2 separate regions of the Homo sapiens genome follow, and region 2 is linked to region 1. A link is an interaction called in ENCODE POLR2A ChIA-PET data of the cell type or tissue named here. Cell type or tissue: PC-9. All regions are shown on one strand. Each heading gives the region's core, and the rest is flanking DNA. Links, peaks and the distances in the headings are about the cores only. Region 1 overlaps PPM1B (protein phosphatase, Mg2+/Mn2+ dependent 1B). Region 2 has its middle 33 kb from the start of PPM1B-DT.

Region 1 (8,340 bases), core at 275-8,274:
TGTAGCATAACCAAGCTTTGTGTTTAAAATCTAGACTAAAATTCATCTGAAGTCAGTGTAGACATAGCTTAAGCCATGAGATTGCATCAGAGGGCAGATACTGTGTTTTGGGTTGAAGGTTAATTATTATCTTGGGACCCCACTTCCCTTTTTCAGAGGGTACAGAAAAAAGAATAAAGAATAAAGAAAAAAGAATAAAGTTTTTTTGATTTGAGAGTGTTTTGAAAGTCAACACAACTGTTAAGAGTTTCCAGAATCGAGGCGTTACCAATAGTTTGAAATGCCACAAAGTACCTTATTTTGAGAAGCTTCTTCTTACGACTGATAGTTGGCTAATTCTACCACACAGGACATCAGTGTTTGAGCTGTTTGGTCAGGAATATTGGTGTTTTGGGTTCTGAAATGGCTGTATGTTATATCGTGAGAAACATTCTCTATGGACGATACTCCAGACATATGGGAAATACTAGTAATTTCTTTTTTTTCTTAATTTTTATTTATTTATTTTTTTGACACAGAGTTTTGCTCTTGTTGCCCAGGCTGGAGTGCAATGACATGATCTTGGCTCATCGCCACCTCCGCCTCCTGGGTTCAAGTGATTCTCCTGCCTCAGCCTCCTGAGTAGCTGGGATTACAGGCATGCACCACCATGCCTGGCTAATTTTTTGTATTTTTAGTAGAGATGGGGTTTCTCCATGTTGGTCAGGCTGGTCTCAAACTCCCCACCTCAGGTGATCCACCTGCCTCGGCCTCCCAAAGTACTGGGATTACAGGAGTGAACCACAGTGCCTGGCCAATACTAGTAATTTATAATTACTTTGTTCTTGATTACCTAATATTTAAGTTTTCTAATTGTGATTTGCTTTTCTTTTTTTACTTTTCTCTTTAGTTTGTTTTGAAATAATAGGTTACAGGTTTCCTCTGTTTAGTAGGCACTTTTTCCTAGTTATGCTTTCTTTGACTCTAGGGGCTTTATTTTTCATACTTTTTTTCTTTCTTATAATTACTTTGTGTAGAATTGGACCGTGATGTTTTCCTGAACTTTTAGGAAGGTAGGGTATGTGTGGATTTTTTTGTAATTTAGATTTTCTTCTTAGCAGTTTTTCTTTAGTGTAGAGCTTCGTCTAACAAGGGAGCATTTATTTCAGAGTTTATGGGATCTAGATTGCTCCAGCACTATCAGATCTTGTTGTATATTGGTCCCTTTGCATGACCCCAGCAGTTGGGTCTTGCAGAATTCCCTTTCAGTTTTAGCTGTTACTAGATTATCCTGTCACACTTTTCAGTGAGTAGCTATTGGTGATGTTGGAGTTTCTCTCATCTCAGGATCTTCAGAAGCCTGTTTTCCTTTTGCTTCCTTTTGCACAAATGCTAATACCACTTGGGTCTTATAACAGTTTGTAGTTTATGGGGGAATAATACCTTTGTTGTTGGATTGCTTTGTCTGGGGGAGGATATTAAAAACCTCTGCTGTGACCACCACTACCATCTTAGACTGTCCCATGTGCATGTTCTTAACTACTGTGTTGTATTACTTGCCAAGTGACATTCGATGAAATCAGACCATTTAGATGAGGAATATCCACATTTTGCCTTGAACATTCTTCCCGTGTGGTTTTGGAAACAAATATCTGCACAGAGTAGGATAAGTAAGACAGAATAATAGGCATTTAACTGGATGGAGAGTCAGTCTCCAGAATCAAGTACAGCTGGATACTGGGATAAGGTTTACATAAGTTGTTAGGTAGGCCTGAATGACCTAAAACCAGAGGAAGCCAAAAGGCCTGCCTCCTCATCACCACCCAGTAAAGCCTAAAGCTTCAGCTTCTTTATTACATAAGTACATTGAAGGGCATACCAGTGAGCCCCAGGAGGAAGGGAGAGAATTAGCCAGAGAGCTTTTTGACCCAACTTTGAGCCTGAGGATGAGATTTGGCTTTGGAATTGGACTGCATGATTTGGTATCTTAGTTTTTTTTTCTTCTTTTTTTCAAGACAGAGTCTCGCTCAGTCGCCCAGGCTGGAGTGCAGTGGCGCGATCTCGGCTCACTGCAAGCTCCGCCTTCCGGGTTCACACCATTCTCCTGCCTCAGCCTCCAGAGTAGCTGGGACTACAGGCATCCGCCACCGTCCCTGGCTAATTTTTTGTGTCTTTATTAGAGATGGGGTTTCACCGTGTTAGCCAGTATGGTCTCGATCTCCTGACCTCGTGATCCGCCCGCCTCGGCCTCCCAAAGTGCTGGGATTACAGGCGTGAGCCACTGTGCCTGGCCTAGTTCTTAGTTTTACCACTTGATAGTTGTGTGTCTTTGGCAAGTTCTTAACCTCATTGTATGTTTCCTTATTTGTAATGTAGTGATTATAATAGTACCTTCCTCATAGGATTATTGTGAGGATTAAATGAGTTCATGCCTGTAAATACGTTGAAACAATTCTTAGCACACAGAAAATGTCTGCTGCTCTAATAGGTATCCAGTGGTTGTTCTTTTTGATAGGACATTGACCTGTTAGCAGCATTTGACGCAGTTTATCACTTCCTCCTCTGTAAGCACATTTTTCTTTGTTGTCAGGGGTACCACACTGTTGGTTTTCCTCCCACAACTCTGGTTGCTGATTCTCAGTAATTTTTACTGCATTTTTTTTCGTCTCTTGACCTTTAAATGTTGGAGTGCTCAAGAACTTAGTTCTTTAGTGTCTTCTCTTTTTAAATTATATTTACTCTGTTCTCAAGGGGTTTAAGTGGAGATTTAATTATCATATAAATGCCCCCGAATTTATGTCTTCATTCTTGATCCCACTCCTGAATGCTTTATTTCTAGATCCACCTTCCTGCAGTATCTCCACTGGACATATAATAGACATCTCTAACTGAACATGTTCAAAACTGACTACTTGATAGATTATGCCTCCCTTCTTCTCCCCTAAGTTGCTGTTGGCACAGACTAAATCAGGGATTCTTAAGCTGGAGCCCACAGACCCACATAGGGATCTATCAGTAAAATTCAGGAGAATCATGTTTTTATTTTCACTAATCTCTAACTGAATTTTAACATTTTCTTCAATTATCAATGTAGTATAGCAATACTTTTTTACTTGTCTTCTTTAGAAGTCAGATATTTCTATATCACTTTATAGTTGTTGCAGGTATCTTAAAATATTATTAAACTCACCACTACTTCAGAATTATGACACTTATTAGACCGGCCACTAGATACTGTTGTGTTAGTGAAGAAGACATGTATTACTATGCCAAGTTTTAAAAAATATTTTGATAATGACTTTAATATTATTGGGTTTTATAGTAATCCTAATTATTGTATACATTTTATGCTTACCTGGCTTCTAAACTGTTTTGCCTGTTTTTACATTTCATTTAAATGGAATCATACATTGTATACTCTTTGATTTCTAGTTTCTTTCAGCATTGTTAATGAGATTCATCTAAGTTCCTGCCTATAGTTGTGTCTTGTAGAATTTGGAAAAGCATGACAAGTGACGTTAAATTAATTCCTCTTGTATGATACCTTGCCCTATGTTGAGAACTGCTACTTTAAAGTTGATTAAGTGGTAATTTTCTGTTTTTGATATAGCCTGAATAAATACTTTTCATAGGTCTGCATGTAGTTTGGTTTTTAGAGCACACTGTATGTATTCAGTGTGATAGATTTTTTTTCTCAGATTAAATTTGCGACTAAAGCAAAATACCACTGTCAACAAAGCTATTTCCATTTTATGAACTATATTTTTCTTGTTGAAAGGCTTGGAGAGGGGTAAGTTACACTGTTGTCCTGAGTTTGAAATTTCTAGCTGAGCTTTTGATTTAGGACAAGAAAATCTAAATTATTCTTGTATCTGGGGTCTCTCACTTATGATTTCAGAGAATCTGATTTACTGAATAAATTTGTTTTCATAATCTTGCTCTAATGTAGAGCTATAGTTTCCAGCTTTTGGAGAATTATTGAAAGTGACTAGCCTATTTTTATCAGTAACATCTCCTTGCCATTGGACCTGGGTGTGGTCAATGCCAATGTTATTCAGCAATTATAATGAAAACTGTAAAATATCTCTTAAACAATTATTCAAGCCCTTTTGAATGTCAGTTATGATTTTGAAAATCTGAAGTGAATGCCACTGATACTACAGTTCATCAGAATTGATTTGGAAGAGGGGAGGACTTAAATAATTTAATTCTGATGATACTAAGAATTGGAAGAAAGGATGTGAGCTACATGTTCTGTTTCTGTGAGTTTACTGATGGGTGGAGTTGTTTTTCTTTTGCTTCTCATTCAAGCAGTATAGGATTTGATGCAGGTGTTTGTGAATGAGTATGTTCTGTAAGGTCCTGGAATGGTGTTATTAGTATGTGACTTTTCAAGCATCTCTTTGAACTTAAGCTGGTTATTAGATTTTATTACTACTATCATTTATTTTAGCAATGTTTTATAATAATGAAAGCCATTAATCTACACATTGTCTAGGAACAGGCTGGAAGTGAAGAGTACTTGGCTATATCATAGAAATATTTCTTGGTAACACTTTGGAGTATATGTGGCATCAGTTAAATTTTGAAGATAGAAGCACATTATTTTAAATATTTCATGTGTACAAGCTTTTTTTCTTTTGAGACAGGGTCTTGCTCTGTCATCGAGGCTGGAACGCAGTCATATCATCTCAGCTCACTGCACCCTCCACCTCCTGGGCTCAAGCAATCCTCCCGCCTCAGCCTCCCAGGTAGCTGGGGCTACAGGCGCACACCACCGTGCCCAGTTAATTTTTGAAGTTTTTTTTTTTATAGAGACAGGGTCTCACTATGTTGCCCAGGCTGGTCTCAAACTGCTGGACTCAGGCAATCCACCCGCCTGAGCCTCCCAAACTGCTGGGATTATTGGCGTGAGCCATTGTGCCTGGCCTGATTTTTAACTAAAAGGTTTATACAACTATTTAATGATTTTTCATTTAGACATTATCATTTGATTTTCTGCTATGGAATGTCAAAGGAATTTTCTGTGGTCTAGTTTTGTTGATGAGAAGTCTCGTGCTATTTGGATTCTTCTTTTTGTGTAGATGACTTTCTAGCTCTACTCTTACCCCCAAAAGCTTAAATAAAATTTAATTGTAGTACAAAAAGCACATAATACAACATAACCATCTTAACCATTTTTAAGTGTACAGTTCCTATCAGGCCATGGTTGCTGCAAAAAAGAAAAATAAGCATACACTGCAGTAGTGTTAAGTATATTCACATTATTGTGCAACAAATCTCCAGAACTTTTTCATCTTGCAAAACTGAAACTCTATGCCCATTAAACAACAGCTTCCCCTTTCCCCTTCTACCTCCAGTCCATGGTAACTATCACTCTGCTTTCTTTTTCTATGAATTTGACTGTTTTAGATACCCCATGTAAGTGGAATCATGTAGTATTTGTCTTTTTGTGACTGACATGTTGTCCATGTTGTAGCATGTGACGGTATTTGCTTCACTTTTTTTAAGGCTGAAGAATAATTCATTCTGTGTATATACTACATTTTGTTTATCCATTCGTTTGTCATTGGACATTTGGGTTGCTTCTACCTCTTGGCTGTTATGCATAATATGGGTACTACGATCATGGGTGTACAAATAGAAATGTCTCTTTGAGATCCCACTGTCATTTTTTTGGATACATACACAGAAGTGGCATTGCTGGATCATATGGTTGTTTTATTTATAATTTTTTGAAGAAGCGCCATACTGCTTCCAAAAGCTTTTAAGTTTCTTTTAATTCTTGGCCATCTGAAAGTCCATAATGATCTGTCTAAACATGGGATCTCTCCCCTACTCTGCCTCTCCGCCAAGCAGTAGGCTTTGAGTCTGAGTATTTGTATCTTCCCTCAGCTCTGAAAAATTATTTTTGTTTTATTGTTTCTTTGATAATTTCATTTCTTCTCAATTTCTGGAATATTTGGTCCAGCATTGCATTTCCTGGATTGAACCTCTGTGATGTTCACCTTTACTTTTTTTTTGAAATGGAGTCTTGCTCTGTCGCCCAGGCTGGAGTGCAGTGGTGCGATCTTGGCTGACTGCAAGCTCCGCCTCCCGGGTTCACGCCATTCTCCTGCCTCATCCTCCCTAGTAGCTGGGACTTACAGGTGCCCGCCACCATGCCCGGCTAACTTTTTGTATTTTTATTAGAGACGGGGTTTCACCATGTTAGCCAGGATGGTCTCAATCTCCTGACCTCGCCATCTGCCCACCTCGGCCTCCCAAGGTGCTAGGATTACAGGCGTGAGACACCGCACCCAGCCTTCACCTTTAAATTTTTTAATTTGATACACAGTCCAGGAGATTGCTTTGGCTTACTTTAACTTTCAAAAACCATCAAGAATTTTTGGGTTTTGTTTGTTTGTTTGTTTTTAAGAAGGGGGATGGATTGAGGCAGTCATGTTTAAATCTGAAAAGCAGTTTTTTTGTACTATGTTCCATTTGTTAACATCCTGTTATTCTATGGAAGCCAGATGAAGTATCTTTTTGAATCTGAGGATTCTGATTTCTGATTTAAAAGAAGAAGTCTTCTTTGATTTAGTTTTTTCCTTCTCTTCTCCCAGTGTTTATCATGGCTTTAGTGCTGCTGAGTTTCTTTCTTTCTTTCTTTTTTTTTTTTTTTTTTTTGAGACAGGGTCTTGCTTTGTTGCTCAGGCTGGAATACAACAGTACGATCATGGCTCACTGCAGCCTCAACCTCCCAGGCTTAAGCAGTCCACCCATCTCAGCCTCCTGAATTGGCTGGGATCACAGGCACGCGCCAGCATGACTGGTTAATTTTTTAATCTTTCGTAGAGTTGGGACTTGCTGTGTTCCCTGGGCTGGTCTTCAACTCCTGGCCTCAAGTGATCCTCCTGCCTCAGCCTTCCAAAGTGCTAGGATTACAGGCATGAGCCACTATGCCCAGTTTGCCTGCCTGCCTGCCTGCTTTCCTTCCTTCCTTCCTTCCTTCTTTCCTTCCTTCCTTCCTTCCTTCTTTCCTTCCTTCCTTCCTTCCCTCCTTCCCTCCCCTTCCCACTCCCCTCCCCCTCCCCCTACCTCCTCCCCCTCCCGCTCTTTTCTTTCTTTTACTGGGATCACATAGCAACAGAGGAAGCAAGATAGAGAGGGGAGGTGCCAATTTGGGTTTTTTGTTGTTGTTGTTTTTCCCCCAAGCACTTCAGCCTTGATCTTCTGGGCTAAGGTAATCTTCCCACTTCAGTCTCCCGGGTAGCTGGGACTACAGGCATGCCGCCACCACACCTGGCTAATCTTTTTGTATTTTTTATGGAGATGAGGTTTCACCATATTGCCCAGGCTGGTCTTGAACTCCTGGGCTCAAGTAGTCCACCTACTTCAGCCTCCCAAAGTGGTGGGATTACAGGTGTGAGCCACCATGCCCAGCCAGCTGCCTTTGTTTCTTCACATGCCTCATTATCCTTAGCTGTTTATACTTATCCTTAAATATGAATAGAGAATTCATCTTAAGTTTCTTGAGAAAAGACAGAACACTTCTGCTTTTTGTCTGTATGAGAGGAGACTGGGGTCGATGGTTCTCTATAACTTAGTTTCACCCTCATTCTTACTTGCAGGCATGATCCTATTTTACTACATCTGTGAACGTACTATGAGTTCTCAAACTGTCTAGGATTCCCTCCGCAGTTCTAACTTGCTAAGCTGCTGGTCCTTCCATTCTTTTTTATTTTTATTTATTTATTGATTTTCGAGAGCCTCTGTTGCCAGGCTGGAGTGCAATGGCGCGATCTCAGCTCACTGCAACCTCTGCCTGCCAGGTTCAAGCAATTCTCCTGCCTCAGCCTCCCAAGTAGCTGGGATTACAGGTGCCTGCCACCACGCCTGGCTAATTTTTTGTATTTTTAGTAGAGATGGGGTTTCGCCATGTTGGCCAGGCTGGTCTCGAACTCCTGACCTCAGTTTATCCACCTGCCTTGGCCTCCCAAAGTGCTGGGATTACAGGCATGAGCCACTGTAGCCTGCCCATTGTTTTTTATTAATCACTGCTTCTATCTGCTTTATGGCTTCCAAAGGCTTTTGATATCTCTACCCATTGATGGCATACCTCTTGCCCCCATTTCCTGCTCTTAATTTTTCATTGCTTCGTGTTTTACACCTTTTTAAAATTTTTCCTTTACTAACATTTTGATGGCATGTTGGGAGGGATTAGAGATAAATGGCTTTGTTCCACCTGTCTTGAACTAGAAACACTTTTATCATGTGGATTATATCGTGTGAATGTGAATGTTTTCATTACAAAAATATTTCACAAAAGATTAAGCTACCATTGGGCATTGTGGACAGATCATTATTTGATACTAGTAG
Region 2 (8,340 bases), core at 321-8,320, 50 kb before region 1:
ACACCTGTAACCCCAGCACTTTGGGAGGCTGAGGTAGGAGGATCACTTGAGGTCAGGAGTTCAAGATCAGCTTGGCCAACATGGTGAAACCCCATCTCTACTAAAAATACAAAAATTAGGCAGGCATGGTGGCATGCGCCTGTAATCCCAACTACTTGGGAGACTGAGGCAGGAGAATCGCTTGAACAGAGGAGGCAGAGCTTGCAGTGAGCCAAGATTGTGCCCTTGCACTACAGTCTGGGCAACAGAGCAAGACTCCATCTCAAAAAAAAAAATCACCTTTGTACAGCCATCCTATGTTACATGCCAAAGATAAAAAAATGACGCTTCCTTGAGCTCCTGATTTATCAGATCCCTGAGTAAATAGACAGGTAAGTTGTGATGTGAGGGGGAAAAAAAGTATGAATATGAGAAGTAGGAGAATGCAGGTCTTGCATAGCCCTAAAGTGGAGCATCACCTTGAGTCAGCCAGGATAGCAGGCCTAGAAGGAGCAGTTTGAGGGCTCTAGAGGCTTTGAAGAGAGGCATAAAATCAACATGGGGTTCTGAGAGGGGCAGAAAATGAGCTTCATTCTCACAAAATTTGGCCTTGAGCTAACTTTGGAAATATCATCTGGTTTAGTCCATCCTCTCTTAGGTTAGGCCTTCAACAAAACAGAGGTAACTAAACCTATCTTTGGCAGGCAGTCTATATTCCTTTAATATGGCTATTTTTCCTCCAGAATTGAATTTACTGTAATTTCCTCCCACTCCCTGTGGCGTGGAGACCTTTCTTCTCTGCTAATATTATTAATTGATAGCAAGAAGTTATGGAACACTTAATTGATAAGGACTTAAAGTGAGTTCCTTGCTAGTAATATTTGCATTTTAACTCTTCAAAGGAGACCCCTAAAACTGCAATCTAAAATCAGACTATAAGGTTAACTTATAAGGTTATTCTTATTCACTATCTCAAGTCTCTGTCCTAGGTCATAGCCCCCTAAAGTTTCATTGAAAAATAACAGACATATTAAGTAGGTAGTTAGGCAGAGAGGAGTAGGGCAGTAGAGAGCCTCCCTGACCCCCTACCCAGGAATGTCAGGTGACCATCAGGTGATGGTCAGGTGGTTGTTAAGCTGTCTCTCTGAAATAATAATTGGTTGCAGCCAGTCCCAGGGAAAGGCAGTCTCCCAATAGATAGAAAATACCTGACACTGGTGATCAGCAACTTCCCGATAAGATCTCAGGAGCTGGGCAAATGGGCTCAAGCATGCGCACTGAGGCAAAATGGTGGAGTTTAACTACTGTATGACATTCCTCTAGGAACACTTGACCGGTAAGGAAAAAATGCCTCAAATGAGCATGCACGCAATTTCAGTAAACACACTGCACATGCAGACAGCCCACCCCAAGGGAAGAATAAGGGACAAAGAGATGTAAGACCGCGGAAGCATGCCAATGTATAAAACCCAAGTCAGAGGTCAAAAAGTGGCCAGGTGCAGTGGTTCATGCCTGTAATCCCAGCACTTTGGGAGGCCAAGGCAAGTGAATCACTTGAGGTCAGGAGTTTGAGACCAGCCTGGCCAACATGGTGAAACCCTATCTCTACCAAAAATACAAAAATTAACCACACGTGGTGGCAGGCACCTGTAATCCCAGCTGCTCAGGAAGCTAAGGCAGGAGAATCACTTGAACCCAGGAGCTAAAGGTTGCAGTGAGCCGAGATGGTGCCACTGCAGTCCAGCCTGGGCAACAGAGCAAGACTCCATCTCAAAAAAAAAAAAAAAAAATCAAACAGCTCAGCTGAATCTCTCAAGTCACCTGCTTGGCCCTCTTCCAAGTGTGCTTAACTCCTTTTGTTCCTGCTCTAAAACTTTTTAATAAACTTTCACTCCTGCTCTAAAACTTGCCTCAGTCTCTCACTTTGCGTTATGCCCCTTGGACGAATTATTTCTTCTGAGGAGGCAAGAATTGAGGTTGCTGCAGACCTGTATGGATTTGCCACTGCCAACAACATGAGGCAGACTGATTAACAGGAGAAAAAGCACACAAATTTATTTAACATGTATATACATACATAGAAACCTTCCCAGTGAAGACCCAACCTGCTAATGAGGTACAGAAGCTCATATACCATCTTCAAGTTACAGAAAGAATGTGGACTCAGAGTGTGGCCAAAAACAGATTTTAGTGGCAAGATAGGTAATGGGAGGGTGAAAGGAAGAGGCTTGGCTAGTAAAGTTGGTCTTGTTTTTTTTTGTTGTTTTTTTTTTTTTTTTTTTTTTTGAGACAGAGTTTCGCTCTGTCACCCAGGCTGGAGTGCAGTGGCACAATCTTGGCTCACTGCAAGGTCCGCCTCCCGGGCTCACACCATTCTCCCGCCTCAGCCTCCTGAGTGGCTGGGACTATGGGTGCCTGCGACCACACCTGGCTAATTTTTTTGTGTTTTCAGTAGAGACGGGGTTTCACCGTGTTAGCCAGGATGGTCTCGATCTCCTGACCTCGTGATCTGCCCGCCTCAGCCTCCCAAAGTGCTGGGATTACAGGCGTGAGCCACCATGCCCAGCAAGTTGGTCTTGTTATAAAGATGAAGGCTCCTAGGTAGCAGCCCTCAGAGACAATAGATGGTAAATCTTTTTTTTTTTTTTTTTTTTTTTTTTTTTTTTTCAGATTTTGAAAGGTGTCAGATTCTCAGTTAATCTCTCCTAGATCTGGGAAAGGCCTAGAAAGGAGGGCCTGGATGAATAATGGAGACTTTCTAGAGATGCAAATTTTCCCAGTGAAAAATAGTTTCAGAGGGCTACCTTAGTTGGATGGCTTGGCAGCAGCCATTTCAAAATATATTTGGGGGGAAAATATTTTTATTTCCTTCAGCCTCCTAATTTTACTTCTTTCATTATATATCAGTTAGCTTTGTAAATGACTTAAACTAACAAACAAAACAAAACAAACAGACAGGACCTTGCTCTGTCACCCAGGCTGGAGTGCAGTGGTGTGATCATACCTCACTGCAGCCTCGAACTCCTGAACTCAAATGATCCTCCTCTCTCAGCCCTGCAAATACAGGCAAGCACCACCATGCTTGGCTAATTTTTTTTGTTTTTATTGTTTGTAGAGGTGGTATCTCCCTCTGTTCCAGGCTAGTCTTGAACTTCTGGCCTCAAGCAATCCTCCTGCCTCAGCCTCCCAAAGTGCTGGGATTACAGGTGTGAGCTACAGCTGTGTAGGGGAGAAAAAATAATTTTCTTTCTACCTTTCATAATTATTAACAGGGAGTCCCTATAACAAAAGACAGATTACCAAGAGAAAATCAAACAGAAGTTTATTAACATGCATGCCTCATGGATACATGGTGGGAGCCAGGGGCAGAATGCAGCACAAACCCCAAGAAATTAATAAATCTTCAGAGTGGATCTCAAAGAAAGTTTAAACTTCAGGCTTAAATATTACCTTTTTCTGAAACAAAGAAAGAAGGGAAAAATGAGATGGCCAGGAAAAGTACATTAAACAAAGGTAGTATTTATTATGCAGATTTAAATCCATGCCTTCTCCATTGTTCAAGAGTCTCTCATGATTTAGTCACCCTTTTCTTCCTGGTGCAGAGGAGACAGTCTTACAAATGGAGATTTCCTTTACAAATGTAAATTTCTCTTACAAAAGGATAACTATGTCTATAGTTTCTCAAAATAATCAATATGCTAAAGAGACATATTTTGGGGTGGCATATTCTGGTCTTCTACATTTGTTGGGCTGTAGTGTCCTGAGCCACATGAGTTGAGTATAAAAAAAAATAGTTGAGTAGGTAATTTTCTAAACTGTATTTAAAGGTTTATCTATCTAACTTGCCTGGGAACTACTGCTAAGGTAGACTTAAATATATTCTCTGCTCACAAATTCTTTGGGACAGAATTGCTCATAACTTCCAAAAGGCAGACTCATGTGTTGTCTTTGGGCCCCAGACCATTTCTCTTGCCTGACTCTGCTCTGGTTGTCAATGGATTGAACTCCAACAACTTCACATTTTGCTCCTACGTTCTTGGAGCTGAAAGCTGTAATCATTTCATAAGATTTTCTACGTCCTTCTTCTTGGCAAAGGAATTACAAGTTTATATAAATAGAGTTTATATCAGTCCAAGAAAATGACTTGCAAAAATTTACAAAGCAACATAAAATTAGACATAAATAAATACAGGGAAAAAATAGTGTATGATGCAAGTCTGAGAATATTGACTGATCTTTCATGCTAGATGAAATGTAAGGGCAAATGCAAAATTTCCTTCGGTAGAAAAATAAGGGAAGAGTATTTTCTCTCACTTCTTCCTTTTCTTTTGGAGTTTATTTCTCTGTCCTTGTCAAAAGTATGTAAATTATTTTAATGGCTAAATAAGCCACTGGCCAGTCTCACAACTCAGGAATGTTTCCTCAAGGAGTTGGGAGTCATCGCTTTGAAATGTTATCATTTAAGAAGATAACGCACCACCTGATGCCACTCCCATCTTTTAGTTTTGTGGGAAATGATGGACCTGCCTACATTGTCACCTGATTCCAAATTGCAAAACCTATCTAACAGTTTGCATGGATTGGGCTATGGTTCGAATGTTTCCTCCAAAACTCATGTTGAAACTTAATAGCCATTGTGACAGTATTAAGATGAGAGACCTTTAAGAGGTGGTTGGATCATGTGGGCTCTGCCTTCCTTCGTTAGTGGATCGATGCGTTATTGCAGGAGTGTGTTCCTAATGAAAGGATAAAGTTTGGCTCCCATTCCCTCTCTGTCTCTCGTGCTTGCTTGCCCTTCTACCTTCCCTGGTGAGATAACGCAGCACAAAGGCCCTTGCCAGATCCCAGTACCATGTTCTTGGGTTTTCTGGCCTCCAGAACTGTGAGAAAGAAATGTCTTTACTTTCCAATTATCCAGTCTCTGATATTCTATTACTGCAGCAGAGAACAGACTAAGAGAGTTTGTATCCACTTAGCTATAAAAAGAGTCAAATTCCTTTCTAACTTTGCAAACCCTTTAGCAGGTTTCCTGTATTGTGCATCACATTCTGGTTTAATGCTTTTTCGATAATAAAATCATTGTCTTTCTCTTCTACCTTTACGGAGAGGTTTTCTGGGTTGGGAGAAGACTTTGTTTTTAATTATATTTCTCTCAACACAGGATGAGCTGAGCTTTTCTGGCAGCTGTGATATTGATGCCAGGTAGTTTCAATCATGACATTAATCCTCTCTGTTTTCTCTAAGTAATAGAGAATAATTGCAGCATGGTGGTCAAGAATGTGGACTCTGGAATGAAAACCCTTGCCTTCAAATTCTCGCTGTGATTCACCAACAATGTAACTGTGTGCCAATCAATTAGATGTTACGCTGAACTGTCCCCAGTCTAAATTTTCTCATCAGCTCTTCTTAGCCGCAGTTTTCTCATCTCTAAAATGCTGAATTATGAATAGTGCTCACTCTGTAGGGTTGTAAAAATTGGGTGAAACAGCATATGCTTGGTACAGTGCCTGGCATACAGTAAGCACTCAAAAACATGTTAGCTGTTATTTAAATTCTGACAAAGGAATTCATATTAATTATTGCTGTATAACTAGATTATTCTCAAAATGACATTTTTATTCTTAAGAAAGTGTTTACAATTCATTTTATTTTTAAATTTTAATTTTTAACACTGAGCGCTAGTGTTATAAAAAGGAGTAATTGTTTCATCTAAGTAACAAATCTCTCACAGAGATCTAATTAAAAATAGAAACAAGTTTTTATAGTTTTTCCCCTTCCTTTGTACTTTATTCTTAAAACAGGTCTTTTTTAAACCCCAGGTTCTAGGGGTAACTATTAACAGTTTGATGTGCATCCTTCTAGACATATAAGTCCAGTTCCCCACTCCACCTGGATCATACTACACATAGCAATTTGCTTTAAAGACCTAGCAATATATCATTGATATAGTTCCATGTGAGATGATATTGTAACTGTAATAGGTTCATTGCCCAATGCGTGGCAAGTCAATACGCTGAGACACCAGGTTGCAGCAGAGGAAATGGTTTACTCACAGGGCCACCAAACAAGGAGATAGGAGGAAACCTCAAATCCATCTCCCCAGGGAGTTTGGAGCTAGGGATCTTAAGGGTTTTGGAATTGGCCAAACTGTGGAGATCATTCATTGGTTGAAGAATGCAGGGTAAAGTCATGGAACAGGGAAATGAAGAAACTGTATTCTCATGCTGATTTAGTATCTCTATGGGGGTCTTCAAACTGGTTGGTATCAGCTGTTCCAGTGGATTTCAGAATCTGAAACACATTCTAAGTAGTTTTTTTTTTCCTTCTTTCTTTCTCTCTTTTTTTTTTTTTTTTTTTTTGAGAGTCTTTGTCATTTAGGCTGGAGTGCAGTGATGCAATCTCAGCTCACTGCAATCTCTGTCTTGCAGGTTCAAGTGATTCTCATGCCTCAGCCTCCTGAGTAGATGGGACTACAGGCATATGCCACCACGCCTGGCTACTGTGTGTATTTTTAGTAGAGATGGGGTTTTGCCATGTTGCCCAGGCTGGTCTTGAACTCCTGGTCTCAACTGATCCACCCGCCTTGGCCTCCCAAAGTGCTAGGATTACAGGCATGAGCCACTGTACCCGGCCCTAAGCAGTTTTCAAACAAAAACCTTATGATTCCAACATCAGACATCTTATCTATTGGAGCAATGGGGATCCAAATCATCAGTATCTAGTGCTACATGATTTTACAAGGATGTGGGCCAACTTGCAGCCTCATTAATGCTTAATTATAACTATATTTCTGTCCAGAATTCTTGTTAACCCTGTGAGGACAGCTTCAATATAGATAAATTTCATTCTTTATGGCTATGTGGTATCCAATAAGACAAATGTACTTTGATTTACTTAACCATTCAATATTAACAGATATTAAGGTTATTTCCAATCTTCAGCTATTTTAAACCATGCTACTGTATGTCCTTGGAGGAGCATTTCCTTATTTTAGTTTCCAAGGCCGAGCATTTGAAACCATCTGTCAAATTACACACCCATAAATTGTGTACGAACAGAGTAGTTTCCCTTATCGCCATTGCTCGATCTTATTTATTTTCATTGTTGCCAATTGGAAAAACCAATAGTATCTCCTAATTTTTTAAATTTTCATTTCTTTGATTATTCATGATTTAGAATTTTTTGTATTTTTTGGTCACTTGTTCTTATTCTGTGAAATGCCTATTTGTATCATTTGCTTTCTCTCGCTTATGATTTGTCTATTTCTTAATGATTTGTAGGATTCTCTTTTTTTTTTTTTTTTTTTTTTTGGAGACAGAGTCTCATTCTGTCGCCCAGGCTAGAGTGCAGTGTCTCTATCTCGGCTCACTGCAACCGCCACCTCCTGGGTTCAAGCGATTCTCCTGCCTCAGCCTCCTGAGTAGCTGGGATTACAGGTGCCCGCTACCAGGCCTGGCTATTTTTTTTTTTTTTTTTTTTTTTTGTATTTTTAGTAGAGACGGGGTTTCACCATGTTGGCCAGGCTGGTCTCAAAATCCTGACCTCAGGTGATCCGCCCGCCTTCGCCTCCCAAAGTGTTGGGATTACAGGTGTGAGCCACGGTGCCTGGCCTGTAGGATTCTTTATATAGAACATCATTAATGTGTTATCTGCCCTTTAGCTCTGTTTCTGGAACTGCTGTTTGCCTGACTTTGGATCAGTGCTCACCCCTATAACTTTGCAACCTACTTCTGGTCTTCACTTTTCCTTGCCCTCAACTCAGTTTTCCCAACTCTCCCCTCTTGGACCTATTTGGGGCACTCCTTGTGAATTCCCAGTCTTGATCTTACCCTTGTATTTTTCTCACTGAGAACTGTGAAGAGGGAAAGAGTGGGATTACAGAAGGTAGAGATGAAAGTACCAGGAAGGTGGTGAAGGTAGAGATTTGTAATATCTATACCATTGCTCATGTGACTTCCTTTTTTTATGTGCTTCAAAGATGGCACTTTGTTGTGGTGTCCTCACATGGCAGAAGAGACGAACACTGTGCCCTCATATGATGGAATGGGCAAGAAAGCTTTCTCAAGCCTCTTTTATAAGGGCACTAAATCTAGTTTATGAGGGGAAACCCTCATGACTTAATCACTTCCCAAAAGCCCCATATCCTATTACTATCACATTGAGTATTAGGTTCCAACATATGAATATTGAGGGGACACCAACATTTAGACTGTAGCAGACTCCTTCCTGGAGGCACAGCCTAGAATCTGCATACAATCCCTTCCAATATTTTTGCAAGCACTTAATTCCTTAGATTATGTTCCATTTCATGTATTACCATTTACTAGTAAAGTCACCTCAATTATCTGCAAAGTAAGTCCT

Evidence for each region. ChIA-PET counts read pairs that join two places held together with the same protein. Peaks named below come from ENCODE experiments on the same cell type or tissue, not always from the same donor. Only the 100,000 strongest peaks of a DNase experiment are listed, where the experiment ranks them.
Region 2: POLR2A ChIA-PET joins it to region 1 with 16 read pairs; 5 of 35 experiments call an interaction of 5 or more read pairs at or near these places.

What each region holds. Positions count from the first base shown.
Region 1 is chr2:44,181,766-44,190,105 of GRCh38, forward strand. The region is part of intron 1 of PPM1B (protein phosphatase, Mg2+/Mn2+ dependent 1B); the gene reads left to right. Among named protein-coding and RNA genes, the nearest start is that of PPM1B, 17 kb to the left of the region's middle. RefSeq lists a silencer at 1,525-1,819 and enhancers at 2,538-2,637, 6,557-7,449. In PC-9, for the core only: no CTCF peak of the experiment used is centred there; no DNase peak of the experiment used is centred there.
Region 2 is chr2:44,131,974-44,140,313 of GRCh38, forward strand. No RefSeq gene overlaps it. Among named protein-coding and RNA genes, the nearest start is that of PPM1B-DT, 33 kb to the right of the region's middle. RefSeq lists an enhancer at 2,761-3,634. In PC-9, for the core only: no CTCF peak of the experiment used is centred there; a DNase peak (open chromatin) is centred at 4,438; H3K4me3 peaks cover 452 bases; H3K27ac peaks cover 1,984 bases.